Regions from separate parts of the Mus musculus genome. Here regions 1 and 2 are each linked to region 3. The links are chromatin loops, found by intact Hi-C in ENCODE. Cell type or tissue: left cerebral cortex. All regions are shown on one strand.

Region 1 (8,000 bases), 120 kb before region 3:
GAGCTCTGCTCTGAGTGGATGCTAAAAACAACAATAAAAACGTGTCAGTTCCTGGAAGCAGGGACCCAGGCTCCCAGGGCCCCAGCACCGGATCTGACATGGTGCCAGCACAGGGATCCTCCGGAAGCCAGCGAGGAAAGGTCACCAGCCTTTCCAGCGTGAAGTGACCTCAGTCCCCAAACAACCCGAATCTTCCCCATCTGCTTTCTCCCAGAAGCAGAGGAGAGACAGACACTCAAGCTGAGGTCCAAGGCTGAGCAGGTGTACTGCAGTCTTATGAAGGTTCTCAGAAGTAAATTCCCTGGAGAGTCAGACCCTGGATCAGTGTGTGTACAGGATGTCACCTGTAATTGTGGGACCCTGGACCGTCACCCAGCCTCCCTACATCTCTCTTTACTCTTCTATGAGATGGTATGGTAATAACCAACCTTCTGAGGATCCTTAAGGACTAGAGGAACAAATAAATGAAGGTAAATGATGTATCACAGTGCCTAGTTCAAAGGAAGCTGTCAATCTTACACTGGCTATCATCTTTAAAAAAACACCCAAGTGAGTTCTTTTATATTTTGCTTTCTTTTATTTGGGCCTCAATTTGGACACTCCAATCATCAAAGGGGTGGTAGCTAAAGCCTCACAAATTAGAGTTGTATAGTAAGTCGAGTCAGATGTATCTTACACATAAGCAGTTTGTCAATGGCCAAACACACCATACACCCAGCACAGATCATCTAAAACATGCAAATGGCCAATAAACCTGAAGAGCAGTGCTGAGCATCATCAGTAAGCACTGTCCTCTCTCATGGAGGGAGGGAGGGAGGGAGGGAGAGAGAGAGAGAGAGAGAGAGAGAGAGAGAGAGAGAGAGAGAGAGAGTATTTTAAAAAAGAGGATAGCCTAAGAAAAATCAAAAGTGACATAGTCCATTTAAAACTGTGAATCGCAGTGCTGTGTGGAACATACTTTAAAATGGTCACCCTGAGATCCTCTGTCTGAAAAATTTAACTGGAACCATTTGAAAAATAATTTGACAACATGGACCAAAATTTAAAAAAATCTTTAAGCTAACTATGGCAATATAAGGAGCCAGTGACACTTCCTACATCCTTCTTCTTTTTCTGTATAAGTGTGGACTGTGCGAGATACCCAGGACCTCAGGCAAGCTCAGTACAAACTGAGCCACACCCACAGCCCAATCACATTCGTTCTCTTAACCCCTGCTCCACTCATCCCCAACTGGGATCTTGGCTTCAGACTTCAAGACCACCAAAGCCTCAGATGAGATAAGAACATTCCAGTCAGGTACCTGGTCCAATACCCAGTTAATCCTGTTGCCTCATCTTAAGAGGGGGCATTCGATATTCAGGAGGCAGGGAGACAGATGGGTGCCCAGGCACTCCCTTCCCTAATTCTGAAGCACTAATTCGGCAAGTGGCTGGTGGCTCCCACTTGTGGTTTTGCCCTGGGGACTTTTGGAGTGAGAGCCCTGCCCAGTCACATTGAGAATCAAGGACGCACAGCCCCTGTGGGCATTTGAGCACATGACTACAGAAGTCAAACAAGTCCTTACCCTGGCCTGAAGGTGGCACCCATGTGACGGGCCACACGGAAAAAAGAATCTTGGCACTGAGCAAGTGATACCATGTGCCCCCCACAGAGACATTACTTGACACATGAGAGCTAATATTTATTTTTATTTAGGTGATCCAAAAGTACTTCTCTCTGTTTCTGGAGTGTGCTCAGACACAGAGGTTTAAAATCAGATGTTCCCTGTTTCTAGGGAACAGATCCAGCACAACACAACAGTGAAACTGCATTTCTCAGCTCTCCGGAGCTTCCCTGTCCAGCTCGCCTACGGACAGCTTCCCTCCTGGAACTCCAACAGGGCCTGAGGAAGCACTGGAAGGTGACCCCAATGCTCACACGTCCCTGAGAGACCCCCAAATCCCTTCTGTTGAGGGCAAAATTAAACAGCTACACACCATCTGGGACAAGCTTGTCCTGTGTATATGCATCATCCTCAAAAATCTCTATTAGACTTCATATACAGTCAGTGTCTAAGCGATGTCTAATAAATCAATGAATTATTCAGATGCAAATAAGAATCAGAGTAAACTAACACACTCCTCTCCCTCTCTCTCTCTCTCTCTCTCTCCCTCTCTCTCTCTCTCTCTCTCTCTCTCTCTCCCTCTCTCCATATATTTATAGTGCCAGGCACTGGGCTGCTGATCCTTGTAGAATACAATGAGCCACATTCTGAGTAGACAATGGCTGGGAACAATGACAGGATCTGGTCCTCCGCTTTGTTTCTCGGATCCTTCCTGAGGATGCCCAACATCCAACATCTGGAGGTAACAAAGGAACCTCTATAAAAAGGATCATATCCATTCTTCGGCAATAATGGTAGTGGATGAAATATACAAGACCTTACACTTAAAAAAAATAATCTGCCTGAGAACGGCCATCCATTAATTTGTCTAGCATTTCCTTAAGGCTATTTTCAGCCTTTCCTACTTTAGGATGAAATGAGTTCATGATTTTTTTTTCTTTGCTTTTCGGGTAAAATGTTCCCAACTTTTATTGTCCTGCTTTTAAGTTCTCTTACTAAGCCCAAGCGGTGAACTTGGGGGACATGTCTGCATGACTCTACAGTCACTTAAGGAATTCTGGGTGTTTCTCATCTGTTTATCTTTCCAGATTCCAGGGCCACAATTGTCTGAAGTCTTTCCTGACACTTCCTTCCCTGGCTTTAATCTTGCTCCTATCTGTTGCCCAATAAACCACAGGCCATTTGGCCCCTAAGAGATCATAGAAACGAGTCCTTCAAAGTGGGCACAGTGCTTATCCATGCAGTGCTAGGACTGGGAAGGTGAAGCAGCATAGTCTCCACTTAGAGGCCAGAGTAGGACACATAAAAGGTCCCGCTGAAAAAGAAAGTTAGCCCTTCTCCACATCTCTGTTCCTCTTTATTCCCACTAAAACTGGATTTGTAAATGAGGAAGCTCAAGTAAAGTAGAAAGTCACATAAGACGTTACTGTCACGCAACTACCATATTTCCCTTTTGAGAACATCCTCAATATGAGTCTGCTTGGTGGACCATGTTCTGACTGTCTTGGCAACATCTGTGTATTTTGCTACTGCTCTGGGCCAAGGAATCAGGAAGATATTTTGAGATATATAACCTAATCCTAGCTCCCTATCTTGCCTCTTATTAACAAAAAATAAAAATAAAAAAAGAAAAGAGAAAAAGAAAATCGCTGGGTACCCATGACACACAGTGTGATCTTTGCATTTTCGAAATGGAAGCAGGTAGATTAAGATTTACATACAGGTCAGCCTAAGCTACACTGGAGACTGCCTCAAAAGAGAACTGGGCTCGGCACATGATGACACCCTAGACTATGCCTTCAAGCCTAGATCCAGGAGATGGAGACAGGATTTCAGAGAACCTGTCTCAGAAAACAGAAAGACAGAAAAACCAAAAAAAGAAAAAGTCCAATCAAGATCTATGGCAAATTCACACATTTGCACGTAATCTGTGTATTTCTAAAAGACTCTGTGTGTGTGTGTGTGTGTGTGTGTGTGTGTGTGTGTGTGTGTGTAGGGGTGTGTGTGTGTGTGTGTGTATGTGTGTGTGTAGGGGTGTGTGTGTGTGTGTGTGTGTGTGTGTGTGTGTGTGTGCACACATGAGTGTTTTGCCTACATATATGTATGAGCACCATATGCATGCCCGGTGCCCTCAGAGGCATCTCCTGGAACTGGAGTTACAGATGATTGTGAACCATCCTCTGGATGCTTGGACCTGAACCCCAGTTCTATCAAGAACAGCAAGTGCTCTTAACTGCTAAACCATCTCTCCAGCCCAGTTCGTGTGTTACTGTGAATTTTCATTTCCTCAACTACAAGGGCTTGGGAATGGGTCTACGAGTTCGTCATAGAGTGAAGGAAAGTCCCCGCTAAGATATCCTAAGTTGACACAGCTAGAGGAACTGTCATTCCTGCTTCTCCAAGGAGCTTGGACATCTTACCTTTCCTCTCCCAGGGCTTTCTGAAGTCCGCCACTGAGGTATTATGAGTTCATGCTGTAGCGGAGGGCTACCTTCTTGGCTTCCTCCTGCCAACACAAGACAACATAACCATAAGAAAACCCAACCTCCACATCTCGGGCACTCAGGAGCAGGCATGGTGTTCAGAAGCCCAAGTGGTGCTCCAAAGCACTTCTGAGGCAGTCATTGCTTCCTGGAAAATGCTCCTCCCAGTGGTCTCAGAAGACCTGCTGGGCGCCACTGGGCCTTGGTGACAAAGTGATAAAGGCTAGGCAAACAAGGTCTGTGTCCCCCGTGAAGAGTCAGGAAATAAGCAAAGATTCTCAGGTGCTACTTAACAGCCCTGGGGGGGGTGGGGGGGGGGAATAATAAGATTGTGCCACAGGATAAAGGGAAGCTGGCAGGGTTCCTGTTTTAAACAGGATGGCCAGTGTGATGATGTTTAAGACCTGAGGGACCAGAGGAAGCCATTTATGCAAAAATCTGGGGAAGAGTAAAGAGTGTCAACTGTAGACGTGGGCCCGGGCTCGCTAAGGCACACGCAGGAAGGAGAAATAGCCTACAAAGTCAGGGGACATTGGTAAATATGCTAAGCAAGGGTGGGTAACTCAGAGGATGTTGGTAAGAAATATATATGCTAAGTGAGACGGCTGTGGTTGTAATAACATAGAGGCATGAGCAGGGTCTGGGTTTCATTACCTGGAAGGTTTTGATGTCTTTAGAGAAAAAAAAAAAGCCCCACAAGAGCAGTATGATCTGTATTGGTTTTGTTTTTGTTTTGAAAGGTGACCCTGCCTGCTGGGAGAATAGGGAGTAGGGGACAAGGACAGAGGAGAAGCAGAAAGGGTGGCAGCAAAGCTAGGGGGCGCACCGGAGCTCTGGTGAGAGAAGATGTGGCTCTAACTTGGATAGCATCCTGGAAGGTGATGATGTGGTGAGGTGCTGAGGAGATGCAGAAGGGTGTGAGCTCAGGTTTGTTACCAAAGAGCTTTAATTTCCCCCTTGGAAGTGACACTCACCTCCCTGGGAGGGCCAGAGGTAAAGGTGACTTCTTCGCCTCCCAACCATTACCATTCACTTGCAAATTGTTAACCTTAACTTAACCTTCCAAGTGTTGAATTCGAAGTTATATTTCACTTCCTTAGTTCCAAACCTTCTCACCTCCAGTTTTTTTCTTATCCTACACACCTGGGTTCTATCAAGAACAGCAAGTGCTCTTAACTGCTAAACCATCTCTCCAGCCTCAGTTCCTGTCAGTGTTGCTGTGAATTTTCATTTCCTCAACTAAAAGGGCTTGGGAATGGGTTGCTGTGAATTTTCATTTCCTCAACTAAAAGGGCTTGGGAATGGGTCTATGAGTTTGTCGTAGAGTGAAGGAAATTCCCCATTAAGATATCCCGAGTTGACATAGTGGGACTGATAGAGGTAGGCAGCAAATTCCTGAGAAAAGAAGCCTAAGCCACAGAAGAGCCATGTTCAAGAATGGAAGACCTCAACACTACTTACAGGTCATCTTTTTTTAAAAAAATATTTATTTATTTATTTATTTATTTATTATATGTAAGTACACTGTAGCTGTCTTCAGACACTCGAGAAGAGAGCATCAGATTTCGTTACAGATGGTTGTGAGCCACCATGTGGTTGCTGGGATTTGAACTCAGGACCTTTGGAAGAGCAGTCGGCAATCTTAACCGCTGAGCCATCTCACCAGCCCTACAGGTCATCTTTTAAAAGATAAGAATTTCCTGATCCCTAAGCAAATTACATCTCTGAAACTGAGTAGATCTGAAGACTCCCAGAGATGTCACCAAGGAACCCTGTGTTCTGTTCCTTCTAACTCAGCCTCATCAACCGCAGGAGGGATTAAAAGATGACTGAGCTTTTGTGGCAAACATCTGTAATTCCAGCAAGACAACTAGAGGTCTAAGGCCATCTTGGCTATCTAGAGATCTCTGAGACAGCATCCACCTACACAGCATCCTGTCCCAGAGAAGAATTAAATTAAAAAAAAAAAAAAAAGGTTCTGCCAGGCATGGTGGCACACGCCTTTAATCCCAGCACTTGAGAGGCAGAGGCAGGCGGATTTCTGAGTTTGAGGCCAGCCTGGTCTACAAAGTGAGTTCCAGGACAGCCAGGGCTACACAGAGAAACCCTGTCTCGAAAAGCCCCCCCCCCAAAAAAAAAATTTTAAAAAAAGGTAGCTGGAGCCAGGCAGTGGTGGCGCAGGCCTTCAATTCCAGTACTCAGGAGGCAGAGGTAGGAAGATCTCCGAGTTAAAGGGAGCCTGGTCTACAGACCTAGTTCCTGGACAGCCAAGGATACATAAAGAAACCTTGTCTCAAACAAACAACATTCCAAAACCCAAACCCCAAAACAAACAAAAAAGTGTTGGATTACCACTGATTAAATTCCTTTTCAAAAATATGATATATTTGCAATCAAAATGTATCCTTAAAAAAAGTCTTATTGGTTTTGTTTACACTGGTACAAATCAGAAGAGATAGATACATTTACATTATTTACCCAAAACATCCTGAGTTCTTAACCCTATGCTACTACGCTAGGTGCTTAATGTTCATGAGGGAACAAGTGAGACATAGTCCTCTACAGAGACTGATGGATCTAGACTCTTAAACAAAAGGAGCTGTACAGGATAGAAGAGAACGACAAAAGGTCTCGGATGGTGAAAAGCACTGAGGGCAATCTCTTTACACACAGTCCAGTTTAAGTACACGTAAGGCAACGTAACTGGAGAAGGGTTGCTCACAACTTGAAAATAAGGCCAGAGCACGTGGGATCAAGCTTTCAGTGTCAGACCTGGAGCGTCACTTAACAAAGGGTAAGAGAATGTTATCTCTGGCTCACTTGTTTGCTTTCGGTGGGATGGCCTGTATTCGGTGAAGTTTAACATTAACTGCACGCCTGTGACAGACAAAGATGCAAGTGACTTCAGGAATAGGAGAGGGAGAACCAACAACTGCTTGATTCTGTCTCACCCAAAGGAATTCCCTATGCCACTCCCTGTATCACCGGGGATATTGTTTATGTTGATATTGATTATGTTGGTATTGATTATGTTGATATTGATTATGTTGATGCTTTTGACCAGCTTTAGCAGCTGCTTTGGCCACTTCATAAATGAAAGAAAAAAAAATCTTCGTCACATTTGTATAAGAGCCAGGAGTTTAACTTTGAGGAAATTATATTTCTGTGGTCTCTTGGTAGAACTTAGAGCCATTAAAATCATAGTTTTGGGAGATGTCATGATTTGGGAAGCACCTTTTAAAGTGTATGAATGGTACGATTCCAGATTCATCAGTATATAGTCATAGAAGGACAGGAAGGGGGAAAGGAAAATATTAATAGCAACTGCTCATTTGGGGATCATGGGTCACTTTACAACTCGTAGATTTTGCTTTCTCCCCGGGTCTGCAGTCACTCTACCTCACTGACTGTTCTCAAGGCCTCCAGATCCCGTGAAGTTTACTTTCCTGTCTTTCTTCTGTGCAAATGGTAGGCTGGAAAATCAGACTCGAACAGGACCTGGCTCCCTCTTCCCCGAGGAACCCCACACCCCAACAAAAGGAAGAGCCTTCTCCTATCCAAGGCAAAGGAGCTGGAGCGTTGAGTGGAGGAAACCCTCGGGTCAGGTTCTTGCAGGGATGGGGCGGGGGCTGCAGCCTGCCCAGCCCGTACACTAGGGCGTCGTTAGCTTGATTTAAAAACGCTGACGGTTGGTACAGCAAGCACCCGCGACCGTCTGGAGTCAGCCCAGCTCTCCAGCTGCCTCAGAGCTAAGGCTAAATAAGCTCTCCCGGGTCAAGATGACAGAAGCCAGGCATTGCCCCTCCGGGACCGTCCCTTCCGCGAAATCCTATGAGAACCTCTGAGGGATGCGGCCCGGGAGGGAGCGGTGCCTGGGAAAACAGTTGTGAGAAATAGGCATTATCCAGCGTCC
Region 2 (8,000 bases), 180 kb before region 3:
GAATGTGTCATGAATTCAGAGTTCACCCATGCCAAGTGTCACGTGACTTTACTACAGCTTGGCTTTCAACACAGATGCACACAACAAATGAATGCTACTGAGACAAGCTCAGACTTGAGGCTACTTTATATTATGACTGGTTATATTTTTGTTGTATGTATGTTGTCTCTTATGCAATGGATTCATTAAAGAAAACAAAAAATGTTTTCCCTACTGTCATTCCTCAGCAGATAAACTTCAGATTAATGTTAATATTATGTTAGAAAGTTTGATTTATAAAATTGCTGTTTGCGTTCCTGACTTCAGTTCCATTAAAACAAACAAAACAACAACAACAACAACAAAACACTAGCTGAGTGTGGTGCCTGCCTTTAATCCTAGCACTAGAGAGGAAGAGGCAGGTAGATCTCTAGGAGTTGCAAGCCAGCCTGGATTACGTAGTAAGTTTCAGGCAAGCAGGCCACACACACTGTCTCAAAAAATAAAGTCCCTGTCCCTGTCCCTGTCTCAAAAAAATAAAGATAAAAGTCACTGAACGAATCATGATTTGGTGTCAGATTAGAATTTCCAACCATTTCTGGTAAGGCCCTAAACATACTTCTATCACTTTTACACCACATATCGATGTGGGTTGGTGTTCCCATCCCTGACAACTATAAAATCAGCCAACTCTGAAAACTGTTTCAGACCCTCTATGTCCTGCACTTTCAACCATTTAGCCAAGACTTAATTCTCTATGTAAAAAAAAAAAAAAAAAAAAAACCAAACAAACACACCGATTTGTCAAAGTATACATTTGCTTTGGTAAAATTATATATGAAAGATTATTTTAAAATAAATTTCCTTGTGATTTATTATCAATAAATGTTTGCTGTATATACCTACTTTTATATACTCACAAATTGTTCCATGCCATGTAAAAACTTCTCAGAAAAAAAAAAAGGGTAAGTGGAAAACAATTTAAGCCTAATGTAATTAATGGAACTGGTAAATACATTAAAATTTTTGCTATCTCTAAAATGCTTTCTACATTGGTCTTTCCATACTGGCTGGTTTTGTGTGTCAAAACCACATGCTGGAGTTATCACAGAGAAAGGAGCCTCCCTTGAGGAAATGCCTCCATGAGATCCAGCTGTAAGACATTTTCTCAAGTAATGATCAAGGATGGGAGGGCCCATTGTGGGTGGTGCCATCCCTGGGCTGGTGGTCCTGGGTTCTATAAGGAAGCAGGCTGAGCAAGCCAGGGGAAGCAAGTCAGTAAGAAATATCCCTCCATGGCCTCTGTATCAGCTCCTGCCTCCAGGTTCCTGCCCTGTGTGAGTTCACGTCCTGACTTCCTTTGGTGATGAACAGCAGTATGGAAGTGTAAGCTGAATAAACCCTTTCCTCCCCAACTTTCTTCTTGGTCATGATGTTTTGTGCAGTAATACAAACCCTGACTAAGACATACCCTCCATGCTAATATATTAGGATGGTTGTTGTTATTACTATATCACTGCTGTCTTTGAGATCTGATCCATGAAAAAACCCCACTTGATGGTAGTTTCAATTTGCTTTCTCTCAATATGACTGAAGCTAAACATTTTTTGTAGCTTAAGGGTCTTTTTCATTTTCTTTTATTCTCCATTTCTGCTTCATTGGTGTGTTGGGGAGGGAGTACTATTAACTGTCTGTCCAGTGTTAGAACTAAAAGCTTCAAGGGAATATGAGAAATACTGTCACTCTTGAGCTAAGAGCATGAGATGTGGTATTTGAAGGTGTTCTAGGCCAAGCTAAAGGGCCAGCGGGGAGACAGGCTCAGAGGTGGTGGGCGGAAGAGACCATGCTCTCCATCCAGGAGGGCTCTTACCAGGTCCCCACAGCTGCTGGCACTGTTCCTGGTAAGTGAGGCACATGCCGTTGTAGCAGTAGGCCTGGCCACCCTCGCAGGGGGTGCCATCCATCTGATAATAGTTGGTGGGGCAGTGGGGAGACTTGCCGGTGCAGAACTCGGGGAGGTCACATTGCCGAACCTGCTCCCGACACTGGGTTCCAGGAGCCACCAGCTAGGTAGAGGAATGAGAAGAGAAGAGTAGTCATTTCTTCCCTGCCCCCAACCCTTTCAGCCAAGAGCTCATGAACATCCTATCTGTGGAAAACAGTTTTGACGACCTTGTTATCACCGCACTTATCACACGACTTCAATGAGCTCAAGCCATCGTCGGCCTTCGCATAAACAGTGACTGAGTTCCTTCAAACTTGTACCCACATGGACCAACTCAACGCAATTCCTTCCCACAGCAGTTGAGAAATAATGTTTCTCTAACAATCTATAGTTTTCTCTCTGCCATTACAACCATCTTTCACTTAAGTGTCACTACGACTTTATTAGTTTGCATTATAGTCTTATATAACTAAAGGAGCAAGACATAATATATTCAAAGTCACGTGGTATGTGGCAGACCAGTTTCCTGATAAGGGTACATGCCTACATGCATACATGCATATACCCACACACAGAAAATTGGCATTCATGTAGATTTTCAATTTACAACATTACTGCTTTGTTCATGTAAGTTTACAACTTCTTGGTTTGTTCTTGAAACTAGCCTCAAACCCATTATTTAACACAGACTGGCCTTGAACTCAGGGCAATCCTCCTGGCTAAGCCTCTGGAATAGCAGAACTGTAGACATGTCTCACTACATCCAGCTTGTGGCTCTAAACAGCACACCCTCAGTGGTATGCAGAGCATGGGGCTGACTGTTATCCAAATACTTCTCTCATCTGCCCCTCACAATGTCCATGAAACTGATATAGCTACTTTATATCAGCATTTCTGATGCTCATGCGGGTGTGTAGACAGAGCTGAGACTCCGGCAGTTTAAAAATTCCCCAAGTTCACACAGGTAGCGCTTTAAGTCAAGGAATCCTTTGAGAGGCTCAGTCTGAAATCCTGGAGTTGAGTGAAAGGTCACTCCGTGCTTATTCTCCAGCCTTGGTCTGAGACTTGAAGAACTCAACTCAGCATAGCCTCCCTGGGGGCTTCCATGTCAAAACAGAAGGTGTCCAAGTTCTACTGAGCCAAGTCCTACTGTGCGTTTGACCTTTGGTTCTTGTTTGCCCATGATTCCAGATCCCAGCCCTCTCTCTGGCTGCTAAGAGCAAGCATGCTCAGTAGGGTACTTGAACAACACGTGAGCACTGTGTGCGCTCGCCAAGCTGAGGGTGGGACAGGCCACAGCTCCATACTCAAACTTCTCTAGTACTCAGAGTTTCAGGTTAATAACTCAAAAGTTCAAATATCATAATAGTGTGTGCATCTAACAAATCTATATGAATATGATAGATGTGTATAATTATAAAAATATATACTACATAACCTTTAACAAGGCTCAGGATAAGCTTTATAACCAAAAATATTAATATATGGTATATTATGATGAAATAAAGTTATTTTAGGTAATCTTTTTATAAAAACTATAATTAGTCTGATATCCATTTAGGTCAGATTTTATCACCAAATCTGTTAATTTTTTTATTTATATATTTTGGGACTTCCTGACTTGTCAGATTTGGATTAAGAAGTTCTCAAGCCAGGCGTGGTGGCGCATGCCTTTAATCCCAGCACTCGGGAGGCAGAGGCAGGTAGATTTCTGAGTTCGAGGCCAGCCTGGTCTAGAAAGTGAGTCCCAGGACAGCCAGGGCTACACAGAGAAACCCTGTCTCGAAACCCCACCCCCCAAAAAAGAAGTTCTCAAATTCAGTGCTATATGACTATTAATGGTAATAGATTATTTTCCGCATTGATATTAAGAATGCATGCTTCAGAGTCAGGGAGAACTTGGGTTCAGGTCCTGACACCACCCATCTCCTAATGACCCATTTTCCTCACCTTAAAACAGAGGCAGTAATGTGTACCCCATGGGGCTGTGGGGAAGACTGAGTCAGTTAGCATATAAAATTCTCCTCCTGGTGCCCGACATCCACCACGATGGCCATTTATGTTCATCAGAATCAGGGTTTGCTTTTTCATGTGTTCAAGGAAAAATGAAGTCTCACTGGGCCTGGTGCCTTAGATCTCTCCTGGGAGATGATGTCAGCACTTGCCTGGACTCCAGAGCAAGTTCAAAGCCACCCTGAGCAATTTAGTGAGGTCTTGTCTCAAAATAAAAGAATATACATACATATACATATATTCACACACACATATATATACACATGCATATATATATACACATACATATAAAATCAAAATAAAGATATATGTACATATATCTACAAATGCACATATATATGTATGTATATAGCCCTATATCAGATATATCAACTATTTAAATAAAAAGATATATACACAGTTATATGTGTATATATCTTTATTTTGATTTTATACGTACATACATATGTATATTTTTATTTATATTTCTGCTTATATATTTATATATATATTAGTGACATATTTATATATTCATATCTTAATATAGGATATATATGTGTATATGTATTTATATGTATATGAGGTGATTTGAGCATAATGAGGCCCAGGATAGAAAATTGGTAGGCTTAGTTAAAGGGACATTCTCAGTTCCAAATATCTAACACACACCCACCCTTTCTCCCTTCTCTTCCTCCCAGTGATGGGGTTGAATCCAGAGCCCTGAGCATGAAAGCATGGATTCTTACCACAAGTGGCCAGTGATAAGAACCACCCTCCCCGGCCCTGTGTCTGAAATTTTTGATGCAGGCTGAAACCCAGCCGCCACCCACTAGGCTGTCACCTCAAAGCCTGAGGCAGAGGAAAGGAGACACTTACCTTGCACTGGTGGCAGCAGGAACCATGGGCACACTCTGCCCCTTCCTTCAGAGTGCAGTTGGAGGCATTGCAGCAAGGGTTCTTACATTCCTACAAAGGCAGCAGAAGGGCAAGAGTCAGAGCCCAGCAGGGGGCGCCCTTGCCACCTCCATTCCCCGGCCTGCCTGGCGCGCTCTGCTTCCCGTTCCCTAGAGCATCACTTGCACTTCTTTACTAAGGTAATGAGTATCTGTAAGAGAAAAGACACAAGTGCTCCATCCTCGGAGACACCACAATGTAAATGGGACTACGTGGTGATTTCGAGTAGGTATTATCCCATACTTATGTGGTCATACTGAGCTTGCAAAGTCCACCATGCCCGTCACCCTTCAAAGGACTCTCCCTATGCTGAAAGGCCAGGGCTGACCCTCACTTTTAGTTCATTGGTCTTTCACTAGTTCTTTTATTCTGAAAATTACAGGGTTAGAGTTTTAAAAGAAGGTCACAACATGGCTCAGTGGGTGAAGGCACTTGGTGCCAAGCCTGACAGCCCGAGTTTGGTCCCTGAATGCCAGGTGGTGAAGTTGGAGAGGGGGAACATACGCACACAAACACACATGAAATACGTGCAAAATAAAAACAAGAGGGCATCTCGACATGGAGAGTAATATGGCTACCTCAGTCCCATAGCTACACACTGCTTACTTACAGTTCACTAACTGTCAAGCATGGGTTAACATACTTTCTGATCTTCAAAAAATAGACACGAAACAATATAGTTCTGCTTTCCTTCTTCTTCTTCTTCTTCTTTTTCAGAAAAACATCCTTCTAATAAAGATGACAGAGCTAGGGTGTGCGCTCTCCACACTCGCTCTGAAGCCCTGATAGGAGGAGAGGACTATCCACCAAGAGTTCTGCTTCTCCTTTCTCGGCAGATCTCCCCTGACCTGACAGTACTTCCAACACTCCCTTCAAATCTTCTCTTCTCCGGGCTGGACAGCACGAGCTTGGGTTAGGGCTCCTCACCAGGCTCATGGTCATGAGCTCATCCAGCTGTGTGGCCTCCAGAAATAAATTCAGTGCAGCTGGAGGGCCAAAGACGCCATCTGGGGCTCCTCTGGGGAGGAGGAGAGAGAGCTACGTGCCCTGGGATCATGGTCTGTGGCTAGAGCAGCTGCTCAAAGGGGCTCCACCCTGATCCTGGATAGGACTGTCCTGACCACAGCTGCAGAGGCCATCGAAACGGTCCACCTGGCAGACTCACTGTCTGCCTCTGACACACAGAGGGCCTTCGGTAGTCATGTGTAAGAAGTGCTGGCAACTGGGAAAAATCTGTCCCTTTGTCCTTTCCATAGGAAGGACCGCATTGTCCTTTTGATAGGAACTTATCTGTCACATTGTGCTTTCAAATGTCCTTAAGCTCTGAAGACAATACAGATTCGTCCCTCTCTCTAGTAAGGTCCTGACACTTACCTCCTCTTCTCCACAGTCACATTCTTCACCGTCTTCCAGGTACCCGTTGCCACACCTCCGGCCTCCATACAGCGTCCTAGTGTCCGGCATGTTGGAGAGACACATCCCTCCTCCTGTCTGCAGATACCTGTCCAGCTCCTTCCTGTTACACCAACTGAACACTTTGGGGAAAGGGTGCCTGACAGAGAAGAAGGAGGCGTTAGCGGAGCTGAAGCACACCGACAGCTTGCTGTCCTGCCTGCCACTCAAGAGGCTTAGTTCACTTGGATGAAAACCCTACACACGCCCTCTGCCTCACCAGGACATTCATCAGTACACCAACTTAGAATTCTTTCACCCTGAACCATGAGATGATGAATAGGCCACACCGTTATGTTTTTCTTAAAAATGAAAAAGGCAGTTGAGAAACAGAACAGTCATTTCTGTCTTTTCAGTGAGGAAGCTGAGGTAGGTAAAGGGTGAGAGGTACATTAAGACAGGTTTCCCACCAACCAAAGAGTACACATGGAAGGACCCATGGCTCCAGCTGCATGTGTAGCAGCGGATGGCTTGTGGGACATCAATGGGAGGAGAAGCCCTTGGTTCTGTGAAGGCTTGATGCCCCAGTGTAGGGGAATGCCAGGACAGGGAAGTGGGAGTGGGTAGGTTGGTGAGCAGGGGGAGGGGGGAAAGAGGATAACATTTGAAATGTAAATAAAGAAAATGTCTAATTTTAAAAAATGAAAAAAAAAAGACAGGTTTTCATACTGAAAGCTGAACACATCAGATGGGTATTTATCTTCTCATGACAAAAAACAGAACCAGAAAGCCCAAGACCACAGATTTAATTCACTCAGGGGCTGATCTCTGTTTTCATAGCCAACTCTACTGCCCAACACCCAAATGTGTGGGCTTTATCACGGTAGTATGTACGAAAGCTCCAGTCGCCTGCACCTATGGAAACGAAAAGTGCAGCCGGTTCCTTATTCGTAGCTGCCAGCCCTGGTTTTGGTTACCCCTAGTCAACAGAGATCTGAAACTATTGAGTTGAAACATTCAAAACGGACCAATATATTTTTATTATCATCATCACTATTTCAAATGCTCTAGTTTATTATGAGTTGGTGTTTTTAACCTCTGACTGTGCCTGCTTTATACATTAAACTCATCATAGATCACAGATGTATGTAGGAAAACCACAGAGAAATACCTCACAAGATGTAAATATGGGAAAACTTCTATATCACAACATGGGTCTGTAAAGAGACCCTGGTAAAGCCCTGCCCTTAAGTCTCTAAAACAACGAAAGGTTAAACATTGAGGGCTTCTTTCAGTACTACAGTAGGTCCCCAAGGACTTTGCTACTAACCATTCAGCTATGACAGTGTGTGAATAACTTAAAAAACAGCTAGAGTAGTCATGAATTTAGCTGTCGCCCATTTGTCTACACACACTCTATTGGGATTGGCTGAGAAAGGGGTGGGCTTAACCATGAACTCAAACTCAAAAGTTATGCCGCATGTCATATCCCGCATGTCACTGCCATCCTTTGGAGTCACGGTAGTCAGGAAGTAGCGAGCAAACACTAGCACTATGAACGAGAAGGCTGCATTGAACCACCATTCTCTGGGAAGCACAAGCAAACCCTAGTGGTTTGGAATGAAGGGGTGTAATAAGGATCCTACTACATTGCCTTCCAGGGAGTGGCTCAAGTCCTGAAGAATGGCATGATGTATGCATTCAGGAACAAGATAACCCTCTTCCAAAAGCTCTGGTT
Region 3 (8,000 bases):
AATTTTACATTTGTGCACTTGTTTTCTGTGTCCCCATATCAAATAAACCCTTTTCATGGGTAGAGTATAGAGCTGGAGAGATGGCCCAGCAGTTAAGACCACTTGCTCCTTTCCAGAGGACATGGGTTCAGTTCCCAGCACCCACATGGTGACTCAGAACCATTTGTAACTCCAGTCCCAGGAAGTCCAACACTTCCTCCTGACCTCCTCGGGCACAATGTGCATGTGGCACACCTACCTTGCATTCATAAAACATTAAAAAAAACAACAACTTTTTCCCATGCTGGGTGAACCGTTACATGGTTTATCCCCTCAGGACAGCTGACGTTCTTAGTGCTGAGAGATACCGTAAAACAGGCATAGAGGGAACAGATCAGAAACTCTGACTTTGAGCGACTTTATTAGATTTCCCAGAAATTCATACTTACCTTAATATTCTGGGATGCCTCTATACGTAATTCCACCATAGTTTTCTCAGCCGTCAGCCTGTAGGCATAATTATTTCTTTAAATTCATTTCTTTTCGTGTTAGTTTTTTATGAATGAGTGCTTTCAAGGATTAAAGGGCCCCTTGAGAGCCAGAACACACCCCCCTGGCAATCTCAGTTCGCTTATTACCTCGCTTGTTCTTTAGTACAGCCTTGAGTACTTAATCCAGGCAGAGGAAAGTTACCTTTAGTTCTGTAGTTATTGCAAACTATAAAAAGAAGACTATTCTTTGTTCCCAAGTCCATTGTATTAGTTGGTGCCTCTGTAGAAACAGAACAATAGGATGAATAGAAACATATATTTATATAAGTATTTATCTATATGTACTTATGTGTGTGTATGTATATATATTAATTAATTAAATCGACTTAGACTAAAATGGTAAAACAGTTGTCTCTCACCTAAGAGGGTAAGAACCCATTAGTTGCCTTGTTTTTAGGCCTCAGCAATTGCAGACATCCCTCAGGGGCTGTGTCACACTAGATAGGCAGAGAACCCTGGACCTGCATAGTCCACCAGACTGGGTAGCTCAGTAGTCCCAGTCTGGCACTGCAAACCTGGGAGGCTTGCTGGTCCTTAGTCAGCAATGGAAACTGGTTCTGGTACCAGAGGACATTGTGCACACCTTGAGTGGGTCTTCAATATCAAAACAATCTGGAAGATTCTTCAGTTGAGTCCTCCTATTCAGATGATTCTAATTTATGGCAAGGTGACATAAAAACTGACCATCACAATCACTTTTCAAAATACAGTAAAGTAACCTTTTCCCAAGACTTGTTGAAAATTTCGTGTTGCCAAGGGCCAACCCAGGGCTTCACATATGCTAGAGAGGAACTCTACCACAGATCTGCAGCCACAGCACTAACCGTGCTGGTTGATTCTGTTAGTTTTTGAGACAGAGTTTCACTGTGTAATGCTGGCTGGCCTGAAACTCACTGTTCAAGGGCTAGCCTTGAACCCATTAAAAATCTGCCTCCCTCCTAAGTACTGGGATTAAAGGTGCGTGTTCCATGCCAGACTAAATGTATTTCTACCTAGAGAGATGGCTACCCTGCCATTACATAAAACACCAACAGTCAGTGGCATATCAACAAAAAAGGTGAATTTCTCCCATAATTCTTTTTGCATTCCTATTTCTCTCTCTCTCTCAACATTGTCCCTGTTCTGTCTTTTGTCTATAGGTGGAAGAAGTCAGAACACAAGAAGTCAGGCTGCCAGCAGAAATGGAAGGGGAAAAGAAGGCCGTGGCTCGGACCAGAACCCGGGTGGTGGCCTTGAACTGTGATCTTATTGGGGATGCCTTCTGGAAGGAACACCCAGAGATTCTGGCGGAAGAGAACTGACCTCACGCTCTGCAGTTCTAGCATGCTTAATCACACAAGGCTCCCCGAGTCTCCCCCTAACCCTAGGTGGTTCAAGCACTCCTGGTCCCAAGAACACTGTAAGGAAGGACATGACTGGAGATGGGTGGAGACAGATGAAGGAGGGATATATGGGGGTGGTGTATCTTGTTCTGCTTAAGCAGAACACCTTTTTTTTTTTTTTTTTTTTTTTTTAAAAAAAAAAAGAAAACTGTGTTAGAACATGACTTCTTTGGCTCTTTTCAAAATCATGGTCCTATTTTTATAAAGAAACTATTCATACTTTGCTGGAGGAGTCATTTTTAGCTGTGGTATAAGCCTTACAAAAAACTGTCACCTCTTTCCACCTCTGATAAAGAGGAGCCCAAACTTTACCCTCACCCACTTAACTAGCAAATGCAGCGACTAAAAAACCCCACTTCTCACACCCAACTGCTTGCAGTTATCTTTTGGCATGCAGTTAAATATGGGTTGCTGCCTGCACAATGCCTCCAGATTGAGAAATCCCAGGGAACACTCAAGACTCTGTGCCAGTTCCCAGGGTGGCAGCTTTGCCTGAACTGAACACAGGAGGAATGGTTTGGGGATCCTGCACCATTCCAGGATTGATTTTTCTGGAATTGTTACCATAATCATTGACATCTCTTACCGAACAACATAGTTTCCAGTCGCTTAACTCTCTTTAAGAAAAGGTATTTTAGGAAGGTATATGTGTGTACATCCAAGAGGGAAGTGTGTGTGTGTGTGTGTGTGTGTGAATGCGAATGTGAATGAGGATGGAGAAGCCAAATATTTGAAGCCAAACTGCATGACATGGCAAGGCTCTCAAAAAGGAGTCGAGTCGGGCTTGGGGTCACTGGTGATTGCAGAGGTTTTTAAATAGCTCCTCCCACCAATGGCAGGATGGGAACTGGCAAGGGGCAGAGAGTGGGGATGGGAAGGCATTTGTTCCCAAGGTGTTGAACTCAGTGGGGAAATCATGATTTCCCTTGACCCTGTTTCATATCTTAGAGGGAAAAGTTTATTTGGCTCCATTAGGAATTAATTAAAAGACAACCCGTGTCCTGCTGCTGCCTGGTCTTGCATTTACAGGATTTTCAGCCAAGAAGAAAATGTATTTTTGAAAGAGCAGCGTCTGGCCTCATCCCTCACTAATTGACACTCCATCTGCCGATGCCGGTGTTTTTCCTTCCCATTCTCCCCTCTCCCCAGGAAGAAGCAATAGAGCTCATGTTTGGTAACTGCTAAAATCTTTTTAAGAGGAAAAAAAAGTATAATAAAGACTTCAGCTCCTTGGCCTACTTAATTGGTTCCTACAGAATGAGTTTAACTTGTGTGTTTGTCTTAAGCTAGGATGCATGTCCCCACATAGCAGACATCCAGAGACCTCTGGGTACATTTTTTTAAAATGTTCATTTGAATGTTGAATTTGAAAGTGCCAATGTAAGATATCCATGTGGATGTTTGGGACTCTTCAGTGATTTTTTTAAAAGCCCAAATGTTTCTGATACACAGCTATGAACATTATAGCACTTTGGGCAAGCAATTCCCTCAGCATACTAGAGAGGCAGTAAGATCATTAGCTCCTGATGAGCAAATTTAACTTAATGGTAGGTTGATAGCATGTTATATCAAAATTGGCCAAGTAGGGAATAAAGACCCAAGTTTCATTGACAACCGCTGGAGAAAGTGTGTGCTTTCAGATCCAGGGAAGTCTCCCTCTGGGCATGCCCTGAGATAGTCATTGAATGGTGCTGGAAGTTTTCAGTCATTGAATGGTGCTGGAAGTTTTCATGCAGGCAGGGGATTTTTAAAGCAATAAACCGGGGTTGAACACAAGTGTCATCAAGTACCATTACCTACCCAAAGCTTGCTCTTTATTTCGTCTGTGTGTTTCCCTCCTACGATGCAGCTCACACGGTGGTGGCAGTGTGCTAAGTTTCATCTCTGTCTTAAAGATAGTCAAGTGTTCTTTTGGGCCACATTTTCAAACTTACAGAAAGTAAAGAAGACCCCAAAGCAGCTAGCGCGGGCTGAATGCCGGTTGATACTTTGAGAAGGTGGTGGCACTTCGGAGAATGACTTGTGTGGCTGGAGATGGCAAGAAGCAAGACAGCTATGCTGGATGGGGAGGGACTTACCTCCAGGAGTCTCACTTTTAAAACCATTCCTTTGGGGTTGAAGAGATGGCTATTCTTCCGAAGGAAGACCCAGAACCCACATGGTAGCTCACAACGAGCACAACTCAGGGGATCCAGCATTCTCTGGCCTCTGTGTGTATGTCTGATTGCTCATAGTGCACAGGCATACATGCCGACAAGCATACACATGAAATATATCTTAAAGAGTTTTTGCTGAACTAGAGCTAAAAAATAGTGTTGATTCTTTGGATTTTGCAGTAGTCAGGAGAACATCAAGGAGTCAGTTTTCTTTTCTTTGATACCAAGTGTTCTCTAAACTTAGTGGGCAGGGAAAGGAAGTGAGGATGTAGTCACCCGTCTTTTATAGCACTCAACCATCTAGCATGCACCCACTGTATACTCTGTACCCTTCCTGTCATATTTCAGACGACAATAAGAACTCAAAAGAGGCTCAGTAATTTGAGCTTAGACAGGCTAGCCTGATCCACATCAGGAATATACTTAACAGGAATGAAAAATGGGATATGTCTTGTCTTCCTGTCCTTTGCCTCCAGCTCAAGCCGAACAACAGAGAACATCCTGGGACTTTAAAATGCTGCTCTTGGGGTCTACCCCCCGAGTCTGGAGCATCAACCATTCTAAGCTGTCTGTGAATATCAGTGAGTTTTACTAAATAAATGGTTAATTGTTACTGCCTCCAAAATGTTGGCTTTGTTTTCGAATAATGTGTCCCTACTTGTATATTTTGTTGACGTTAGATCTCAAATTCAGAAGAGATAGTTAATATCAATGGGGGAGGGAAACGAGAACTAATAAACAGTATCTTCTTTAGTAACAAAAAGGTCAAGAGGACAGCCTCAACCTGTCTGCTGTCTGTGGAGGCGGAGCGAGGCCTGAGCAGGTCACGCCTCTCAGCACGCCCCTGCCTTGCGCCACGCCCCCTGCTGCTCTCCAGAGCGAATCTATGCTGCCCCCTGGTGGCCGCGGCTGCGCAGTGCGTCCCCTTGAGCCGCGGCTGCGGCTGCGCAGTGCCGCCCTCTGGCGGCTCGGCTCCTTCCTCCCGCCCATCGGCTTCTGCTTGCGGGCCTTTCAAACATGGAGGAGCGCGAGTGGGGGGCGAGGTCGGCTCGCGCCGGCAGCCCAGCCAGCCCGCCCAGCCCGCGGCTGGACGTCAGCTCCTACAGCTTCGACCCGCTGCTGGCCTTGTACGCACCTCGCCTGCCGCCCATTCCCTACCCCAACGCGCCCTGCTTCAACAACGTGGCGGAGTACGAGAGCTTCCTGAAGGGCGGGCGCACCGGGCGCGGTCGGGCTCGGGGCACGGGGGAGCCGGCCTCGGCGGGAACCTCCACCGGAACCTCCACGGGAGCCGGGAGCTCGTCCAGGGCCCGTCGCCGCGCCGCGCCCACCCCGGATCCCGAGCGCATCCAGCGCCTGCGCCGGCTCATGGTGGTCAAGGAGGACACGGACGGCACGGCCGGAGCGCGACGCCAGGGCCCGGGGCGCAGCAAGAAGGCACCCCGCAATGTGCTTACGCGGATGCCTTGTGAGTGCTGTGGGGCGGCCGGAGGTCTAGGCAGGGCTTGCAAAGGGCGTCTGCGGGAGTCTCGAGGGCCGTGGGGGCGCGGGCACGGTCACCTGTGAGTCACAGAGACTGTGCACGAGTTGAGGAACAGGGAGAGTGACGACCCACGGCGGTGGGGATGAGGTGGGGGTGGGGGAGATCTGCACAGGCTATCATGTCCGGAGGAATGTCCCCCAGGTAGTGAGGAGCTGCAGAGGGGCTGCGGTAGTGATGAGGCTTACGGAGCGATTGTAGGGCTTGTAGACAGTTTGGGGGGATGGGGCGAACATCAGAGGTCTGCAGAAATGATGAGAGGTCTTGGGGACCACTGCAGGGAGTTGAGGAGGTGTACAGAAGTTGTGTTGGAGCACAGCCAGTCTGAAGGTGTGTGGGATTTGAGGGTCAGGTGGAGAGTGAGGAGATGGATATGTTCACATAATAGCACAAGAGACGTCTCCTATCCCAGCATGGGAACTGACAGCCCCGCCTGGGGTGCCGTTTCCGCCTGGGCTGCAGGGACTTGATCGGCTTGTGTTCACATTAAATCACTAGTGTTGGAGTGCCGCAGACACAGAATGCTACCAAAACACAGGTGCGGTTTTACAGCTACTGGCTGGCTGGGGCAGGACTATCTGTCAGGCTCAGGTTACCCTGTGTGCAGGTTGTTTTAAAATTCTAAAGGTAGAAATGGCACAAGAGAATTTCTTGCAGCTTCCTAATAGATCCGCAGGATGAATGAAGCCTTAAACAGCAAAGGTTCTAATGTGCTATTTAGATCTTGTTTAAATGGAATAAAAACAGCCTAGGGCTATATCAAATAGTTATGACATCTGCCCTGTGAACATAATGACCTACTTAGCCAGTCATAGCTTCTGTAGCCTGCTAATTAAATCGTTACAATGTTAAAGTGGCTTCTTTTGGAATGGAAGGTGTGAACTCAGTGAGAGATTTTGTTTTGTTATGTTCCTAGAAATTTGTTTATTAAGAGAGAAAGACCCTGAAAAGCAGTGCGCTGCTGCCGGAGCCTTTGTGGGCTGGCATACTGTACCAGATCCTCCCAGCACAGCCAGGATTTCCCAGAGCTGGCTCTCACAGCCGGAGCAGAAAGACAGAGCGTGCCTGGCTCTGGAACAAGCTGCTACAGTACTTTCTTTTTGCCTATGTGTGTTGCCACTGTGAGGTTATTGAATTGCACCCAAGTCTCAGAGTGTGACACTTATTCCTGCTACCTCCTTGCTACCAAGATTGTCTCGGGAAACACTTGAGAGCAGTTCTGGGTTTCCTGTGCTCTCAGGACTGTGAGAGGACCAGCTCCACCTGGCTCTCACGACTAAGTTCATTTCTGGAGTTAAGACCTCACTCAAGGTGTTAGCCCTCATCACTGAAACCCTGAAGCAGATGGAGTACCGCGAGAGATGGGTGGATACCGCAAAGAATAGCCTCCAGAAAGCAAGCAAGTGACCAAAGCACCAGGGTTAGATTTGTTAAGGAGTTTCTCCAAGGGCCATGTTAGGATTTGAAGGAAGGGCACGAATGACTACACAATCTTGAAAACTCAAGTTATTCAGTACACTTTATGTATAGCAGAGGTTAGCCCTTCTCATAGTGTATAGGCTTCACTTAAGTTTGAACACTGGCATCTCTCATTTCTGACTGTTTTATTTTAGGCAAGTTACACCCTTGGGCCTGAATTTTCCAACGTGGTTAGTGAAAGCAGTAATAGTGACTGTCTGGCTCTGTAAGGGTTAAACTCATAAACATTTGAAAACATTTAGGACAGTGACATTCTCTAATTGGGAAGTTTTCGTCAACATCCCGAGTGACTACTTTCTGTCCATTGTTAAGGTGGTGGTCATTATTATTTTCAGGTTGACATAATTAAAGGTCAGGATACTCGTAGCTGCTTGGACTGAGTGTTGGCTCAGCTGTTGACTAAGCAAATGACCTTGACCAAGCCACTTCGATGCCCTTGAGCGTCTTTTTATTGTGCACTGGACTGAGATCTTTGTGAGTGCCTGCAGGACCCAGCTTTCCCTGACAGTACTTGGCGTAGGCGTTGTTAGATAAAGCTCACTAGAGAAGAAAGTTAACTTTGTGGTAGGTCTTTGTTGTAAGCATCCCTTTTTATTTTGTTTTATTTCTATTAATTAATTAGTTTACATCCCGACAGCAGTTTCCCCACTGACTTAGTTAGGGTTTTAGTGCTGTGAACAGACACCATGACCAAGGCAACTCTTATAAGGACAACATTTAATTGGGGCTGGCTTACAGGTTTAGAGGTCCAGTCCATTATCACCAAGGCTGGAACATGGCAGCATCTAGGCAGGTATGGTGCAGGAGGAGCTGAGAGTTTTGCATCTTCGTTTGAAGGCTGCTAGCAGAATATTGGCTTCCAGGAAGCTAGGATGAGGGTCTTAAAGCCCATACCCACAGTGCCACACATACT

Evidence for each region. Peaks named below come from ENCODE experiments on the same cell type or tissue, not always from the same donor. Only the 100,000 strongest peaks of a DNase experiment are listed, where the experiment ranks them.
Region 1: a loop joins it to region 3, with 2.4 times the contacts of the local background. A loop is called at or near these places in 7 of 42 quality-filtered maps.
Region 2: a loop joins it to region 3, with 6 times the contacts of the local background. A loop is called at or near these places in 15 of 42 quality-filtered maps.

Annotation. Positions count from the first base shown.
Region 1 is chr11:46,057,033-46,065,032 of GRCm38, reverse strand. Adam19 (a disintegrin and metallopeptidase domain 19 (meltrin beta)) reads right to left here. Exons shown (of 23, transcript NM_009616.4): 2 at 4,025-4,110; 3 at 1-21. Among named protein-coding and RNA genes, the nearest start is that of Adam19, 5.0 kb to the right of the region's middle. In left cerebral cortex, CTCF peaks have their summits at 1,578 (motif pointing right) and 4,905; DNase peaks (open chromatin) are centred at 1,772, 2,282, 4,925, 7,901 and 2 more places; H3K4me3 peaks cover 969 bases; H3K27ac peaks cover 2,554 bases.
Region 2 is chr11:46,125,668-46,133,667 of GRCm38, reverse strand. It overlaps Adam19 (a disintegrin and metallopeptidase domain 19 (meltrin beta)), which reads right to left. Exons shown (of 23, transcript NM_009616.4): 12 at 6,245-6,422; 13 at 4,793-4,882; 14 at 1,850-2,045. Among named protein-coding and RNA genes, the nearest start is that of Mir8100, 27 kb to the right of the region's middle. In left cerebral cortex, a CTCF peak has its summit at 4,906 (motif pointing right); a DNase peak (open chromatin) is centred at 4,930.
Region 3 is chr11:45,941,998-45,949,997 of GRCm38, reverse strand. Lsm11 (U7 snRNP-specific Sm-like protein LSM11) reads left to right here and starts at 5,063. Exons shown (of 4, transcript NM_028185.2): 1 at 5,063-5,536. The coding sequence starts at 5,086. It overlaps Thg1l (tRNA-histidine guanylyltransferase 1-like (S. cerevisiae)), which reads left to right. Exons shown (of 6, transcript NM_001080969.3): 6 at 1,670-4,693. The coding sequence ends at 1,831. In left cerebral cortex, CTCF peaks have their summits at 4,796 and 4,998 (motif pointing left); DNase peaks (open chromatin) are centred at 4,979, 5,618, 5,934, 6,686 and 3 more places; H3K4me3 peaks cover 2,374 bases; H3K27ac peaks cover 2,738 bases.